2 separate regions of the Homo sapiens genome follow, and region 2 is linked to region 1. A link is a contact called in ENCODE Hi-C or POLR2A ChIA-PET data. All regions are on one chromosome and are shown on one strand. The core of a region is the stretch at or near the end of the contact, and the rest is flanking DNA. Distances in the headings are between cores, read along the strand shown.

Region 1 (7,690 bases), core at 2,519-5,018:
TGGGAAAAATCACAGCTTCTTGGCTGAGCCCCAGAAGAAGCAGCTGGCCTTGTTTAGGGTCAGGGTTGTAGGGGAAATGTGTGTTTTTAGACACTGGCATCATGCTCAGAACACTGGGATGTTCACACCACCAGAGACACAAGGAACCTGAAACTTCCTAAAAGTGCAGCAGAATCACAAACCAACTCACTCTCCTCAAGGCAACATCTGGAGGGTGGGCTGCTTGTATGCTTTACTCTGTATCTGGGGTCGGGGAGGGATGTCTTTTTTGGTACATACAGAATTTGACTTTTTATATCTTCTAAGGGAATTGAACCTTTTATCATTATGTGTTGTTTCTCACTCTAGTAATGCTTTTTGCCTTAAAGTCTACTTTGTCTGATATAAAGCTACTCCGGCTTTCTTTTGGTTAGTATTTGTATGGTGTACTGTTTTTTATCCTTTCAGTTTCAAACTTTCTGTATCTTTATATTAAGGTTTGTCTCTTATAAGCAGCACGTAATTGGTTTTTAGTTTTATCCTCTAACAATCTATGCGTTTTAATGGGAGCATTCAGTCCATTTATGTTTAATGTAATTGCTGATATATGTGAGTTTACATCTACTATCTTATTGTTTGCTTTTTATTTGTTTTTCCTGTTTTATGTTTCTCTTTCTCTCCTTTCTTGCCTTCCTTTGAACTGATTGCTTTGTATTATTTCTCTTTTTTCCTGTCTATTAGCTTGTTAGTTATACATTCTTTTTTTATTATTATTCTAGTCATTACCAGAGATTACAACATGCATTCTTGACTTACTAGGGTTTACTTTAAATTAGCAAGTTTACCACTTCTCATTTATTGGAAGTATCTTACAAACTCTAACTCTATTTTTTCCTTTCCCAACTTAAATACTGTTGTATGCATTTTAATTCTCTCTAGCTTTTAAACACCACTAGACATTATTTCTAGTGATTATTACTACTGATTATTATTAGTAGTAGACATTATTACTACTGATTATTATTTTATATAATCAGCAGTAATTTGGATTCGCCCACATTGTTAACCTTTCTGTGCCCTTCACTCCTGGCTACTTCCAGGTCACCCTCACTCCCAGACTGTAGCCTCTGAACCTGTTGCCAGCTCTGCTCAGCTTCCCAGCCTTGTGGCAGCTCTCATCAGAATCAGTAGCACCTTAAGAGGAAAGGCCTCCAAGACGTTGGGTCTACATCTCTGAGTTTCTTTCTCCAGTCTACTATATCCCTGTAATTCTTCACAGCCCTGTTCATTCTCCATGCCTTCAAACGATCTCTTTTTTTTTTCAAATAGATTTTTTAAATATTTAAAAATATTTTCTAGGTTTCCTAGTTGTGTTCCAGCAAGAGGTTGGTCTGAATTAGATAGTCTGCTATTCCAGAAGTGTAACCTTTTGCTTGTACCCCATAAAGAGTTATTTCTCCCCTTGCCCCTTTTTCTTAGACTAAGCCCATAAAATTGAATTTGTGTCAATTAAATGTGTGTGTGATGCAACTCCAAGAGAGCTTCATTCCTTTCTATCACTGCAACTGTCCCTAGTTCTAATGAAAGGGCCTCATGTCCTCTATTGCTCCAACCTCAATCCGTAAGCCTTCCAGAAAAGCTAATATAATCTCCTTCTAGAAACCTGTTGTCTTCTTGAGGGTGAAAGAACATTAGTCTTTAATGCAGAAAGTTTACTGTCCAAGTTGTCACAGTGCTCTAGGGAAGTGATATATCTGAACCACTTTTCCCAGACAAGCTGCCAACCACAGAAATAAAGCAACACCCCTCAGTGTGAGTGAATTAGAGGAATTTGACAGCCCTGTACTTAGTGTTCCTGTCAGGAAAACCTGCAACAGCAAGACCATTCTGCCAAAGTCCAGAGACTCTTAATATATTAGCCAGCGTTCATTAACAGTAAGTGACAGAAACCCTAATCAGCCCAAGCAACAAAGGAGAATGTCTTGCTCACAGACCTAAAAATTCCAGAATAGTAGAATTGGCCTCAGGGATGGTGGGATCCTGGTGCTCAGATGGTCTCTCGGGAAGCTGTTTCATCACTTAGCTTTACACTTCTCTAGCCCAGTGGTTCTCAAACTTGGACATGCATCAGAATTACTTGCAAAGCCAATTAAAACACAGATTGTTGGCCAAGCATGGTGGCTCACACCTGTAATCCTAGCGCTTTGGGAGGCTGAGGCAGGAGACTCATTTGAACCCAGGAGTTCAAGACCAGCCTGGGCGGTGTAGTGAGACCTTGTCTCTATTTTGTTCTTAAATAAAATAATAATTAAAATAATCAGATTGGCCGGACATGGTGACTCACACCTGTAATCCCAGCACTTTGGGAGGCTGAGGAGGGTGGATCTCCTGAGGTCAGGAGTTCAAGATCAGCCTGACCAGTACGGTGAAACCCCATCTCTACTAAAAATACAAGTTAGCCGGACATGGTGGCGGTCACCTGTGGTCCCAGCTACTCAGGAGGCTGAGACAGGAGAATTGCTTGAACCCGGGAGGCAGAGGTTGCAGTGACCCAAGATCGCACCACTGCACTCCAGCCTGGGCAACAGAGTGAGACTCCGTCTCAATAAGTAAAATAAAATAAATCAGATTATTGGGCCCCAATCCCAGAATTTCTGCTTCAGTGTGTCTGAGGTAGAGGTAAGTGTTTTAATTCCTAGCAAGTTCCCAGGCGATCCTGACATTACTGGTTTAGAGAACACACTTTGAGACCCATGTCTCTAGTTACTACCAGGCAGGCATTTCATTGATGGCCTAGAGATGGCCCCCAGTGGCTCCAGGCTTCCTTTACTATCTGCTTTGCAATCCCCAGGTGAGAGAGACAGTTCTTTTCTTAGTTCAAGAACCAGCTCTCTCCTGAACCAGCCTCCCTCCTCCATGGTCAGGGAGAGGTAGTCTGGCATGGCCCAGGCTGAGCCAGAAGTGGAGTCAGATCTGCAAAGATCCACTACAGCCAGGGCCAGGAGTGGGGTCATAGCCACCCAAAAGGCTGAGAAAGGTGAGGAAAGAATGGTTCCCTGAAGGAAACCATAGGTGCTGTGAAGATCATAGTGCCAGGTAGACAAAAGCCACTGCTATCCATTTCATATAAAAATGAACCACATAGGTGGCCAGGCGTAGTAGATCATGCCTGTAATGCCAGCATTTTGGGAGGCCAAGGCAGGTGGATCACTTGAGGTCAGGAGTTTGAGACCAGCCTGGCCAACATGTCAGAACCCCATCTCTACTAAAAATATGAAAATTAGCTGGGTGTGGTGGCATGTGCCTGTAGTCCCAGCTACTCAGGAGGCTGAGGTTGGAGAATCACTTGAACCTAGGAGGTGGAGGTTGCAGTGAGATCACGCCACTGGACTCCAGCCTGGATGACAGAGTGAGACTCCGTCTAAAAAAAAAAAAAAGTCAACCACATAGGACATTTTGCCACAGATTCTACGGAGGCAGTGTAGAGCAATGGACTGTAACATCCAAGAGTAGAAGTCATTTAGTCTGGGGGCCTTGATTGCTGTCCTTGAAAATCACCCGCACTCCTGGGCTCAGGGAGAGACAGTGGCAGAATGATGACAGGGCTGCAGACAGCACCTGCCATCAAGAAAAGTCCCAAAAGCAGCTTTAGAGATGAGAAGAACACAGGCCTTAACAAGCCAGGTCTGTCGGCTAACTATTACTGCCTGACAACCCACCCCAAAATGTAGTGGCTTAAAACAGCAACCGTTTTATGATTGCTCATGAGTCTGTGGGTGGACTGGGCTGTTCTGTAGTGAGCTAGCAGGTGGCTGGGCCAGATGGTCTAGGACAGCCTTACTCACATGTCTGGCAGTTTTGTTTGTCCTGAGGACCTTGGCTAGGACAGCCCATCTTGGCCCCATAGAGTCTTATTCTCTAGCACTGGTGATTTCAGGGCAGCAAGAGAGGACAAGCCCATGCCTGGGTGCTTTTTAAAGACTGCTTGGTCATGATTGCTAATGTCCTGTTAGCCAAAGAAAGTCACCAGGCAGGGCCGGCTGCAGTGCCTCATGCGTGTAAGCCTAGCACTTTGGGAGTCCGAGGCGAGAGGATCACTTGAGCCTGGGAGTTCAAGACCAGCCTGGGCAACAAAGTGATACCTCATCTCTACAAATAATAATAATAATAATAATAAAACTAGCTGGGTGATGTGGTGCATGCCTGTGGTCCCAGCTACACAGGAGGCTGAGGCAAGAGGATGACTTGAGCACAGGGAAGTCAAGGCTGCAGTGAGCCATACTCATTCCATGGCACTCCAGCCCGGGTGACAGAGTGAGACCCCATCTCAGATAGATAGATAGATAGATAGATAGATAGATAGATAGATAGATAGATGATAGATAGATAGATAGATAGATAGAAAAATAAATAAAAATAAAATGAAAGCCACCAGGCCAAGCCCAGCTAGAGAAACAGACACTAGCTCCTAATGGAAAATGCTGCAAAACCACATTGCAGCGGTCCACATACAGGGGTGGGAGGAATTCGTGGCCACTTGTTGCAGTTCCCGATGCCATAGGAAGCAGGTAGCCTGATGACGTTGGCCCATTTGGAAATGCATGGAGGCTTTGGAGCACTCAGGCCTAGAACATTGTCCCAGGGCACACTCTCCCTTCCCCACCTCCCTCTTGGCTTTTAGAAGTGAGTGTGGACATCTGAAGACAAAACAAGGCTATGTCTACCATTTCCCTGGACTTTTTGCCACACAACATAGTGTACAGTTTCAAGGCCTACCAGGCATGTGACCACAGGGAGTGGGGTGCACTGTGGAAACTGGAGCATTTCAGCCCTGTCGAAAGGGGGCGCCATCACCTAGCTCCAGCCGATGGTTCCCACATATGAATACTGTTCCAGGGTTGCCAGATGGTATTACTTTTCAGGAGATGCCAGGAATCCCAATTTTCAGGTGGATTTCCTTTTTTTTTGAGCTTGGCATCTATTTTCAATTTTTCTAAAAAAGTGAAAGTGACACAATACATCTCTGTAGGCAGGTTATGCCTGTGGGCTGCCGGTTTATGATTGCTATAATAGACCCTTGTTGTCCTTAAATTTCATATTCGCCATTTCGGTGGCTTCCCAGGTGACCTCCAAGGCCCCTTGCATGTAGAAAGGGGTAATTTTGCTGAGACTCTGAATTTGAGCTTTTCAAGTCACAGCTGGTGGCTGGTGAGCCGACCGGCAGCCTCGTGCCCTCACGTCTTCTGTGTGACATGTGTTGCATTCATGGTAAATTTCCTGAATTGATACACCTTTTGTTTCTCTGTGAGAGAGAAGAAAGCCAAACACTGGTGAAGTGAAGATAAAGCAAAGTTATCGGAAGAGGGATGGTTCTCAACCAGAAAAGAGCAGTTTGGGAGAAGTTAAAATGTGCAATTTGGCTTTTGCTGGTGGCACAAATGGACTGTGTGAATAGATCCACCATCCTCTAGGTCTGTGATGGGAATAAATCCACCATCATGGGGTATTCAGGCTAGCATTCGCCCAAGTGAGCGATGAGAGCATCAAAAAGAATTAAAAGGTGGTTACCTCGTGTGCACGTGTGTGCGGTGTGAGGGAGTGCACAGAGGGAACGTGATTTTGGAGAACTGGGGCGCCATGTAGGACGGTTCTGGAAAGCCAGGATGGGAAAAGCTCTGGTAGTGGAGCTGCAGCATTGACCTTCACTTGGAGAAAGGGTGATTTAATTTTTAAAAGCATGTTCTTAGCATAATATGACTCAAAGGGCACAGACAGCACCTGATGATCATGTTGCTGGAGGAGCATTTCCTCCCAAATGAAAGACGCTCAGGGGCAAAAGGGTCTGTGCAGATAAAACTGGTCTCTACTGGAGAAAGATGCCTTTGTGACTCTCCTTGTCCAAGAGGAAGTGAGCATAGGGCTGCAGCAGCCAAGGACAGATCATCCCGCCTGCTCACAGGTCATGAGACGAGCTTCCAAGCTATCTCAGAGGCCTCTTGTTCCATCCCAGCCCCAGACTGATGAGGCATAAGAGGAACAGGCTCTTGCCCAAAGATTGGCAGTAAAAAGATAAGGGTCACCACATGGTTCTTTTTAGACAAATTTTATAAGTGCTTCATGCGGGAAATGGTGAATGAGCTTGTGAATTTCAGGTTCTACTTGTCCTGGTGCTGCCCAAGCCTTCTACCAATGCTGGTGTTTGCACCCCACGTGTCAGGTGCTGGTGCATTTGTTTAGCTTTGACACAATCTTGGTCCCTTATTTATGGAATTGTCTATAGGGTCTAAAGGGAGCTTGATTTTTTCAACTGTGCTTTACTACAGATGATGGAGAGAACCATGTGGTTGGGTGATATTCACAAATACTTAGATTTACAAGGTTTGGGGTTTAAGTCATTTTTCATCCATCCATTTAGCAAAAATTATAATGCCAGGTGTCAGGGATACAACAGTAAACAAGATGGGTATGACCTCATGAAGTAGCTGAGGCTCTACAAGAACTGAGCCCGCAACCTCTCCACCCTCGTTGCTAACCATCCTTCCCCTTGCCCCCCATTCCAGCCCCCTTGCCACTCCTCAGTGTGCTGAGCTTGACCTACCAGGGCCTGGCACCTGCTGTTCCAGGCGAAGGGAAGAGCAGGGTATTCCCAGGGCTCACCGCCTTCGTGTCCCCACTCAGATATCCTCTTCCCAGATGGTACATCTCAAATGACAGTGCGTCCCCTCCCATCATGAGCAGCCCCTTACCCTCTGCATGTACCTGACCCATGTCTGTCTCTGCTTTGTGACTACAAGGTCAATGAGGGCAGAAAGTGTGCCCGTTCCTCCGACCCCTGTACTCCCACACCAAGAGCAGCATCTCACTCAACCAAAGAAGCTCACAGCATAGTGCAGGTCGTAAGCCTGGTAACGAAGTACCTTTGACTTTGTGGATAACTCATTTCTGCGTTAGGGGCGAGGGTGTGTCTATACTTTGGGGTGTTTTGGCTTCAGCTCCAGTATAGCTCAAAACCACATCCTTCAGCTTCCTTCACTCCTTTTGTGGTCCTCCTGGCTATTTCAGGACCTGATCCTTTTTGCACTGAGTAAGGAAGATACTGGTGAGATCTTCCCCATCCTTTTACCTGTTGCTTGTTTCCATAACAATAAGAATCTGCAACATAGCTTGCTAAACAGAGTTTCTTCCAAACCTCATTCTCAGCCCATGTTTGCTTTACTTTCTCATCTCTCCTGTTGCCCAGCAGGCCAAGTGACAGATGAGAAGGGCAAAGCAGCCTCCAGTGGGCGAGCAGAATCCCTGGCTCACATGTCTGGCAGCTCCTTACCTCTCTGTCCTCAGGAGCAGCATCAGGGATGATGACAAGAGACAGTACATCAAAGTCTGAAAATGGCCCACTTGATTTTTTCTTTTCTTTTTTTTTGAGATGGAGTCTCGCTCTGTGGCCCAGGCTGGAGTGCCGTGGCATGATCTCGACTTACTGCAACTTCTGCCTCCCGGGTTCAAGCGATTCTCCTGCCTCAGCCTCCCAAGTAGCTGGGATTACAGGCGCCCGCCACCATGCCTGGCTAATTTTTGTATTTTTAGTAGAGATGGGGTTTTACCATGTTGGCCAGGCTGGTCTTGAACTCCTGACCTCAGGTGATCCACCTGCCTCAGCCTCCCAAGGTGCTGGGATTACAGACGTGAGCCACTGCGCCTGGCCCCACTTGAT
Region 2 (7,690 bases), core at 3,266-5,765, 90 kb after region 1:
CCCAGGACACGTCCAATTCAGCTGTCACTGCTGCGGCTGCCCAAAGCATCAGCCCTGCCAGCCCCAGAGTCCCCCGAGCCACGCCATCAGCCTGAGGGTGGCTGGCAGCCCCGAGCACACAGATTTGGGTTATGGCAACTTAGACGTCTCCTCAGATATTGCGGCCTTCCCCGACAGCGTGAACTCCCTGGAGGGTGTGGGCGGGGACGTCCGCACCCCAGACAAGCTCATCGACCAAGTGAACGACACCAGTGATGGCCGGCACATGTGGCTGGCTCCCATCCTGCCGGGCCTGGTGGGTTCCCGGCAGCGGCCACCGCAGCTCCTGGCCCTCAGGCGGGCAGGGGGACTTTCTTTCCCTGGTCTCAGTGACACGTCTTTCTTCCAGGTCAAGTTAATCTCAAGCCAAGATGCTTGGGAGCTGTCAGAAAGGTTTAGGTCTTTGCTAACTTGCCTGATGGGGTCAGCTCTTCCAGGCCAGCAGTTCTTTCTCTTTTATAAGTGGACACCTGGGGCGAAAGGGGTCCCATGGGAATCTGAAGCCAGGAACCCCAGCACAACTGCCTGAGGGCTTGGGCGTCCTGGGTCCCTGCAGGCAGCCCTCTCTGGTTCTCTGCTCTGCCTGGCTTTGCAGCCACTGTGCCCTCTTCCTCCCCACCCAGCTCTCCGCACACTCACGGTTTCTGCCCCTTCCTACATCACCAGGTAGATGACCCCAGTACGGCCGCCCTGCCCTCCTTCTGGCCCTAAATTGGCCTGGTCAGCTCTTCCGACCAACTGACTCAGTTTCCCAGATCTCAAATCTTGCACTGGGTCCTGCTTAGCTTTTAGCTCTGAGGCCTCATGGTGAGAAGACGTGGTTGGTTGTGGTGGAGAGGAAGGGGAGAGGGCATGGACGGGGTGGTCAGCCCCCCTGCAGCCTCTCAGCCCAGGGCCAGGTGCCTGGTAGAGATGCACAGCGGGTTCTTGGCAGCCATATGACTAGGGATGTGTCCCTTGTCCATGCCATGGGACTGAGTGGGGGATCGGGGGCACCTTTTTCTCTGAAAACACAGGAAGGTACAGCATCAGCAATTCTATGACGGAAGTTTTCCAAAGGCCACCCTAAAATTAGACCCCCCCTATTGAGCGTCCTCAGCTTCCCCTGCCCCATTGCAGAGGGGGCAACAGAGCTCTGTCCTCCCTGAGACTCAGGCCACCCACTGACGGCCAGCGGGTATTTTCCATTGTCTAGCACTGGAAGGCCTTTTGGGGTGCGGCGACTTCAGCTGTTGCTCTCGCGGCTGGACTCCAACATCTGTATCTGCTTGAGCCTCACAGGCAACTGAGTTTGGAGACCCTCACCCTGACCTTTATTGTTTCCATGGTCCAGCCAGGAGGCTGGCCCTACCCGAGCAGCCGCACTCCCTCTTGGCATATTCTGAGGATGGTCACAGGCTGGGGACCAGGGCCTGGGGCAGGACTGAGCCTGCAGTCTGTGGCCAGTGTGGAATGCTTATTTCTTGATTCTGTCTTGCAAGGGAGGGCCTCCCCTAATATCTGAGAGCTTTGGTTGGGGGTGGGGAGAGGGAGGGCTGTTTGAGGCTGCTCCGTCCCACTTTTCCCACTGGATTCTGCCCCGATCTAGACAGCCCCCTTTTTACTCCCCCAGCGGAGGTTCACAGACACGCCCTGGACATTGTCCAGCAGCACCTTGGCGTTGCTTCTCAGTGATGGTTTGGGGAAAGGACAGACAGGGTCAGATGCTGATCACCATGGCTGGTGCTCAACCCGAGTTGGGGACTGTCCCTTTAGCTCATGGGGCTCTAGACTATTTCTGGGCCTGACCTGAGGGGACGTGGGGGAGGGCCGAGGATGTTCCCAATCCTCCACTGGCATTTAAATGAGGGCTCCGACAGGCCCAAGAACACAGGCCCTCCAAAAGCCAGCTCAGCGGTTTGTTGCAAATGCAGCCACACGTGACCTGACTCAAGATGGGCTTCGAGGAGATGAAAGGGGGCGGAACTCCAGGCTGGCCCACGTGGCAGGCGCTGCCTTGGGCACCACCGCTCACCCCAGCCCACGCCTGGCACCCCCAGCCCAGCCAAGCGCCTCTGTTTCCAAACATGCCTGTTTTAATTAGTGCCGCTCTCTGACAGGTGAACCGGGTTTATGTGATTTTCGATCTGCCTACCACCGTGTCAATGATCAAACTGTGGAATTATGCGAAAACACCCCATCGAGGGGTGAAGGAGTTTGGCGTAAGTACTTATTAGCTGAGTTTTTTGAGATAATTATGCTCGTTGGTAATTAGGCCGCCGGCAATTATCATTTGTCGCAGTTTGATTTACTTCTCTCTGTTGCAACCCTCAACACAAATGCCTGGTCGTCAGATGCAGGCGAATTTCCCACCCAACCATGAATTCAGAACCTGCTGGCAGTGATTTCAGTGTCACCCTGAGCAAATAGAAAGTGGGTTTTCTTTCGTCTTTTCCTCTAGAATCCCACTGGTTTGGGGCGGTGACCCTGGGATGGGGAAAACAGGGACCCTGGATACCAGAGACCCAAGTTTGCCTCCAGCTCTGCCACTTGTGCTAATGGTATTAAAGCCCCTCGGGCCTCAATTTCCTCATCTGCAATGCATGCTGATAGCTCCTGCCTTTCCCAATGGTTGTGAAGATCTGAAATCACAAGGCAGACACAGCACACAGTAGGCGCTTGTTCCTGACAGCCCCGTCTTCCCGAGGAGAAAGCCTTGGCTCAGAGCAGTAACGCGTTCTGCCCAAGGTCAACGTGGGAGGGACGAGGGGGACCCATGAGTCCTGCCCCGTGTCCCTGCAGCTCCTGGTGGACGACCTGCTTGTGTACAATGGGATCCTGGCCATGGTGAGCCACCTGGTGGGGGGCATCCTGCCCACATGTGAGCCCACCGTGCCCTACCACACCATCCTCTTCACCGAGGACAGGGACATCCGCCACCAGGAGAAACACACCACCATCAGGTAGGGCCCCAGCCGGCCCCATGGCCTCCCCACCAGCCCTAAGGAGGATGGATGGCTGGGACACACGGCCAGGAGCCTGATCGAATCTTGTGTTTCCTTCCTACCCTCAGTAATCAGGCCGAGGATCAAGATGTCCAGATGATGAATGAAAACCAAATCATTACCAACGCGAAACGGAAGCAGAGCGTTGTTGACCCAGGTCAGTGGCGTTTCTCTGCCCAGAGCATTGTGCCTTGGGAGCTCGGTCTGAATATAGAAGGAGCTGGTGGCCTTGCACCCCCACCCTCACCCCTGCCTGCCCCTAGACCGCTCTCCTCTGCCCAGGAGCCTGCCCAAAGGCCTAGGGAGGGACTGAAGAGGATGGAACCAGGGGAGCAACATGCTTCCATCTTCTTGCAGGCACCTGTAACACAGTGGAGCTTCCTGAATCTAAGTGTCGTGGGCACAGAGTGGGGAAGCAGTCAGGGACAGAGCACCATGTTAAAGGGGTTTGCCCCGGGCCGTGGGAAACCAATAGAGGATGCCCAAGGTGAGGGCTTCCCGGAGGAGGTGATGTTTGAGCTGGATCCTAAAGGATGTGAGGAGTGTGCCAGGCAGCCTGGGCAAAGGCTGAGAGGGGTGTTGTGGCAGAGCCTGCTCCAGGCGGAGGGAAGGGGCCAGCGTGCCAGGCGCCCCGAGAGCAGGGACTTTTCCAAGGGCCTTGAATGGCAACCCAGGCTGCTGGATTTCACTGGGGAGTGTGGGGCACCCCTCCAGGGTTTGAGACTTAGTAACTCTGGTCCCTCTGTTCCCTGTCATGACAGCCTTACGTCCCAAAACCTGCATCAGCGAGAAGGAGACGAGACGACGGCGCTGCTGACTGGTGAAGGAGGGAGAGCTGGTCCTCCCACTATGGTGGGCTCCGTCAGCAGCCCCACTCAGTGCCTGCGTCCCTCACCCTCAGTCCCAGGAGCTGGAAGCGAACCACAGTGTTGAGGGGAGCCCGCTGGGAAGAGGGGACTCGGGAGGACAGCCCTGGATACTACCAGAGTGACAGATGGCTGTGGCTGCAGGGCAAAGAGATCCCCTGCAGTTCTGGGTTGGCCACAGGGAGCCCAGGACACCCGCCTTCATGCCTCTGCTGTGAGACCCAGCAAAGCAGGGCCCATGACCACTAGGGCCTGGGCTGACCCTGACTCAGAACAGGACAATGACGGGGTGGGGAGGCATCCCATCCAGCCTCAGAGGGCCCAGAGAATGGCTGAGCAGGACAGTGGGAGACCAGACCCTACCCCGCAACTCCAGTAAGCAGGGCACTGCCCAGGGAGACTGCCTTCAGAAACCTGAGCTTCAGCGGCCAACACCCCCCATCCCCTGCGCATCCTTGTCTCATTTGGGGACTGGTGGAGCTGGCTGAGAGGTTGGGGTAGTTTCCTGGTTACAGGGGTCCACAAGACCCTCTCTCATCCCGGTATAGGGGCCTCTCTCCTCTCATCGGGCCTGATAAGGGATTGGCCAAGGCTGTGTGCATCCTGCAGAGGGAAGGAAGTCAGCTGGGCCACCCGCCATCCACCTTGGCAAGAGCTGGGCCCACTCTGGCAGGCCAGGGTATCATCTGCGTGCTGCTGCCGGGCCAGGAAGGGTGGGTGGGTGGCCAGCAGGCTGGCAGCTCCAGACCCCAGAGGGCCAGAAGAACTCACCCCAGTGCCCTCTGGATGCAGGTGTTGGGGAACACTGAGGACAATCCCCCATCTCCCCTCACCCTTGAGCAGGCCCTCCCTGCACTCTCTGCCACATGTCCCTCCTGGTCTGATCACGGCTGTGCTCACTGATGTGGCTGCTTTCTGTCTCTGCCCCTGTGCCCTTGGAGGCAGGCAGTGAGGTGCTCCTTTCCCAGGCCCCCACCCCTTCTCCCCCTTCAGCCACTTCCCAGCGAGTTGGAAATGTGCCTTGCACCCCCAGCCGAGTGAAGCCCAGAACGCATCTATATGCATCGATGTAACAAGCTCGGATCAGGGACCTAATTGGTTTCCCAGTAGTGGGTAATTTCTCGTTGCAAATATTAATCCGTTGTTTTTCTGGCGCCCAGCCCGGCCCGCCGCAGTACTGTACTCGAGGTACGTTCCTATGCAACCGAGAGCCCCGGCAAATACTTCATGAGCTTAGCAGCCTGGGCTCGAGCAGCTATGCAAACGCGCTTTTCATTTGGAGCACGGGGCTGATGTGAAGATAAGAATTGTTTCTCCTGGAGAAAGATCCATCATTTCTCCAGCTTCCAAGCCCCCGGCACCTCTGCTCAGCTCCCAGATGTGACGAGCACCTCCCGCCAGGGGGAGTCAGGGGTTGATCAAACCAGCTCTTGTGACCCAAACCAGTGCCGCTGCATTAAAGGGAGGCCCAGCTACTCCTTCCCAGCTGAGATGTGGGTACAGGTCAGATTTGTCAGGGAGATGGCACTAACACGACACAAGCTCACTCCCAGAACCGCAGCTGATGTTTATAATAATCGTATGTACTGTGCAATTTAGGAGGGGAAAAAAAGGCTGTACAAGCTTTAACTCTAAAATAAATTTCTATTTTTTTCCTCTTGCAAAATTAATAAAAGATGTTATTAAGAATATAGTCCGAGTCACCGGATTTGGGGTCAGATGGGGAGTCCATGCTGCCTCCAGGAGCTGAGTGACACAGAGAAGCCCTCACTGAGCTGCAGATGGGGTCATGATCTCGCCCTGACTACTCAATGAGATTGTCCTGCCGTATGAGCAGACAACAGTAGCTCATCCATAGAGAGTGGTGATTACATGCCTGGCTCTAACTTGTTTAATCCACGTAACACAACCCTTTGGGGTGGGCACTATTATTATCCTCACTTTACAGATAAGGGAGCTGAGACACAGAGAGGTTGTGCAGCTTTCCTGGGACACACAGCTTTGGAAGCTATTAGCCAATGCACAAATCCTGAGAGGGCCCCTGGAGAGTTGAGGTGGGGGTGACAACACTTGGGTCTTTGGCCCTGGGGTTTCCCTTCACCATGTGTGGATCCTGGAATGGTGGCCCCCAGACCCCCAGTTCCTGGACCTCCTCCCTGCCCACCCCCATGCCCCTGCTGCCTCCAGGGGTGAGTGTTGGCAGCTTGTGGCTTCTGGATAAAGCAGCCCTTGAGTGGAAAGAGGGCTCAGTTGAGGAGGGTCACACTGCAGTTCAGGCACCGGCAATAGCACTGGCAGCAGGTAGGAGAGTCCTTTAGAAACCCTACTTTGCTTCACTGTGTGGGTCAGAGGAGAGAGCCCCCTCTGTCCAGCCAGGAGAGGCCCAGCCCCAAGCATAGAGGGAAAACAGCAGGGGCTCCGGCCGGCCTGCTCCATGCCCCCTGTTCCCTCTGATTTCCTAAGAGACGGGCCTGGCTGTGCCCAGCCATGCTAGTGTTGGAAAGCAGTCGCCCTCCCTCCTTTTGGTGGAAGGATCTCTGGGCCAGCCCTGGAGACCCTCGAGGGCAGCCCAGACCTTCCAGCATTCCCTCTGTGAGAGTGGGAGGCCGGCAGGGGTGTCCCAGCCTCTCAGCTCTGCTGAGCCTCTCCAGCCCCTGCCAGAGCCCTGGGGTGGAGTCCTGTTATTCAGGGGCCAGACAAGTGATGTCAGGGAGTGATGTCAACACTGGCCTGCAAGGACCGTGGTTGACACGGCGGCACAGGCCCTTCGAAGGGGTCAGCCACACCTCAGATCCAAGGGGCCAGCAACATCCGGTCTTCAAGGTTTCTTTTTTTTTTTTTTTTTTTTTTTTTTTAATTGAGACAGAGTCTGGCTCTGGCTCTGTCGCCTAGGCTGGAGTACAGTGGTGTGATCTTGGCTCACTGCAAGCTCTGCCTCCCAGGTTCATGCCATTCTCCTGCCTCATTCTCCCAAGTAGCTGGGACTACAGGCGCCCGCCACCACGCCCGGCTAATTTTTCTGTATTTTTAGTAGAGACAGGGTTTCACCATGTTAGCCAGGATGGTCTTGATCTCCTGACCTCGTGATCCACCCGCCTCAGCCTCCGAAAGTGCTGGGATTACAGGCGTGAGCCACCTCGCCCGGCTCGGTCTTCAAGGTTTCTAAGAGAAGCCAGACAGCCAGGCGTTTCTTTTATCTTTAATGTGAAATCTAACTTTTAAATGTTGGCTCAACTTCAACAAACAGGCAAACACACACTGAGTGAGCCAAGTATTGAATAAAACCCGTCCGCAGGCAGGCCCCGGTCCGTTCACCAATCCTGCTTGCTCAGCGGGCCTCCCTTTCTGCCCCACCTCCAGCCTGGGGTTCAAGAAATGTCCCAGGCTGGAATCTCCCAGCTCCTCTTCCCTCTCCAGGGAGGAAAAAGGAGAGAGGGCTCCTTCCTAGCCTGTCACTCCCACTCCTCAGCCCCCAGATGGGCAGAGACAGGACGACCATCAGGTGACACCTCTGGGTCCTGGAGGCGGCAGCCCCCACACTCAGCTGTTGTGGGTAAACAGACGTCCTCCTTTCCCTCCACATGCTGAGGCTTCCTATTCTGTGCAACGCCCCCCGACCCCCAGCGCCCCAACAAACAGAGACATAAATGACTCCCAGGCTGCCACTGTCAGGGGTCAGGGCTCGTTGGCTCCCTGGCATAGGTGACTGGAAATGGGCCTCCACTGCAGCTGACAAGAGGGTTACGGCACGGGCTCCCAGTGGAGGCTCCCACAGGCCTCCAGCCCTTGGGGACCTGCCTC

What was found. Hi-C counts contacts between places; a loop is a spot of excess contacts on that map. ChIA-PET counts read pairs that join two places held with the same protein, here RNA polymerase II (POLR2A). Pooled maps may share reads with other maps.
Region 2: a loop to region 1 is called in a map of prostate gland, with 2.0 times the contacts of the local background. The contact joins two enhancer-like sites. A Hi-C loop is called at or near these places in 3 of 168 maps with a recorded cell type or tissue (dorsolateral prefrontal cortex, endothelial cell of hepatic sinusoid and prostate gland) and 1 of 50 pooled maps. POLR2A ChIA-PET finds 5 or more read pairs at or near these places in 2 of 52 experiments (OCI-LY7 and activated B cell).

The regions. Positions count from the first base shown.
Region 1 is chr16:27,686,008-27,693,697 of GRCh38, forward strand. All of the region lies in intron 8 of KATNIP (katanin interacting protein), which reads left to right. Among named protein-coding and RNA genes, the nearest start is that of KATNIP, 140 kb to the left of the region's middle. Within about 2 kb of position 3,769, at least 2 of the 41 ENCODE cell types and tissues checked have a DNase peak (open chromatin) inside an H3K27ac peak, as active enhancers do; they include dorsolateral prefrontal cortex, where a contact is called at or near this core.
Region 2 is chr16:27,774,790-27,782,479 of GRCh38, forward strand. It overlaps KATNIP (katanin interacting protein), which reads left to right. Exons shown (of 28, transcript NM_015202.5): 24 at 156-295; 25 at 2,139-2,240; 26 at 2,821-2,981; 27 at 3,092-3,180; 28 at 3,785-5,555. The coding sequence ends at 3,840. Among named protein-coding and RNA genes, the nearest start is that of KATNIP, 230 kb to the left of the region's middle. RefSeq lists an enhancer at 1-186. Within about 2 kb of position 4,516, at least 3 of the 41 ENCODE cell types and tissues checked have a DNase peak (open chromatin) inside an H3K27ac peak, as active enhancers do; they include dorsolateral prefrontal cortex, where a contact is called at or near this core.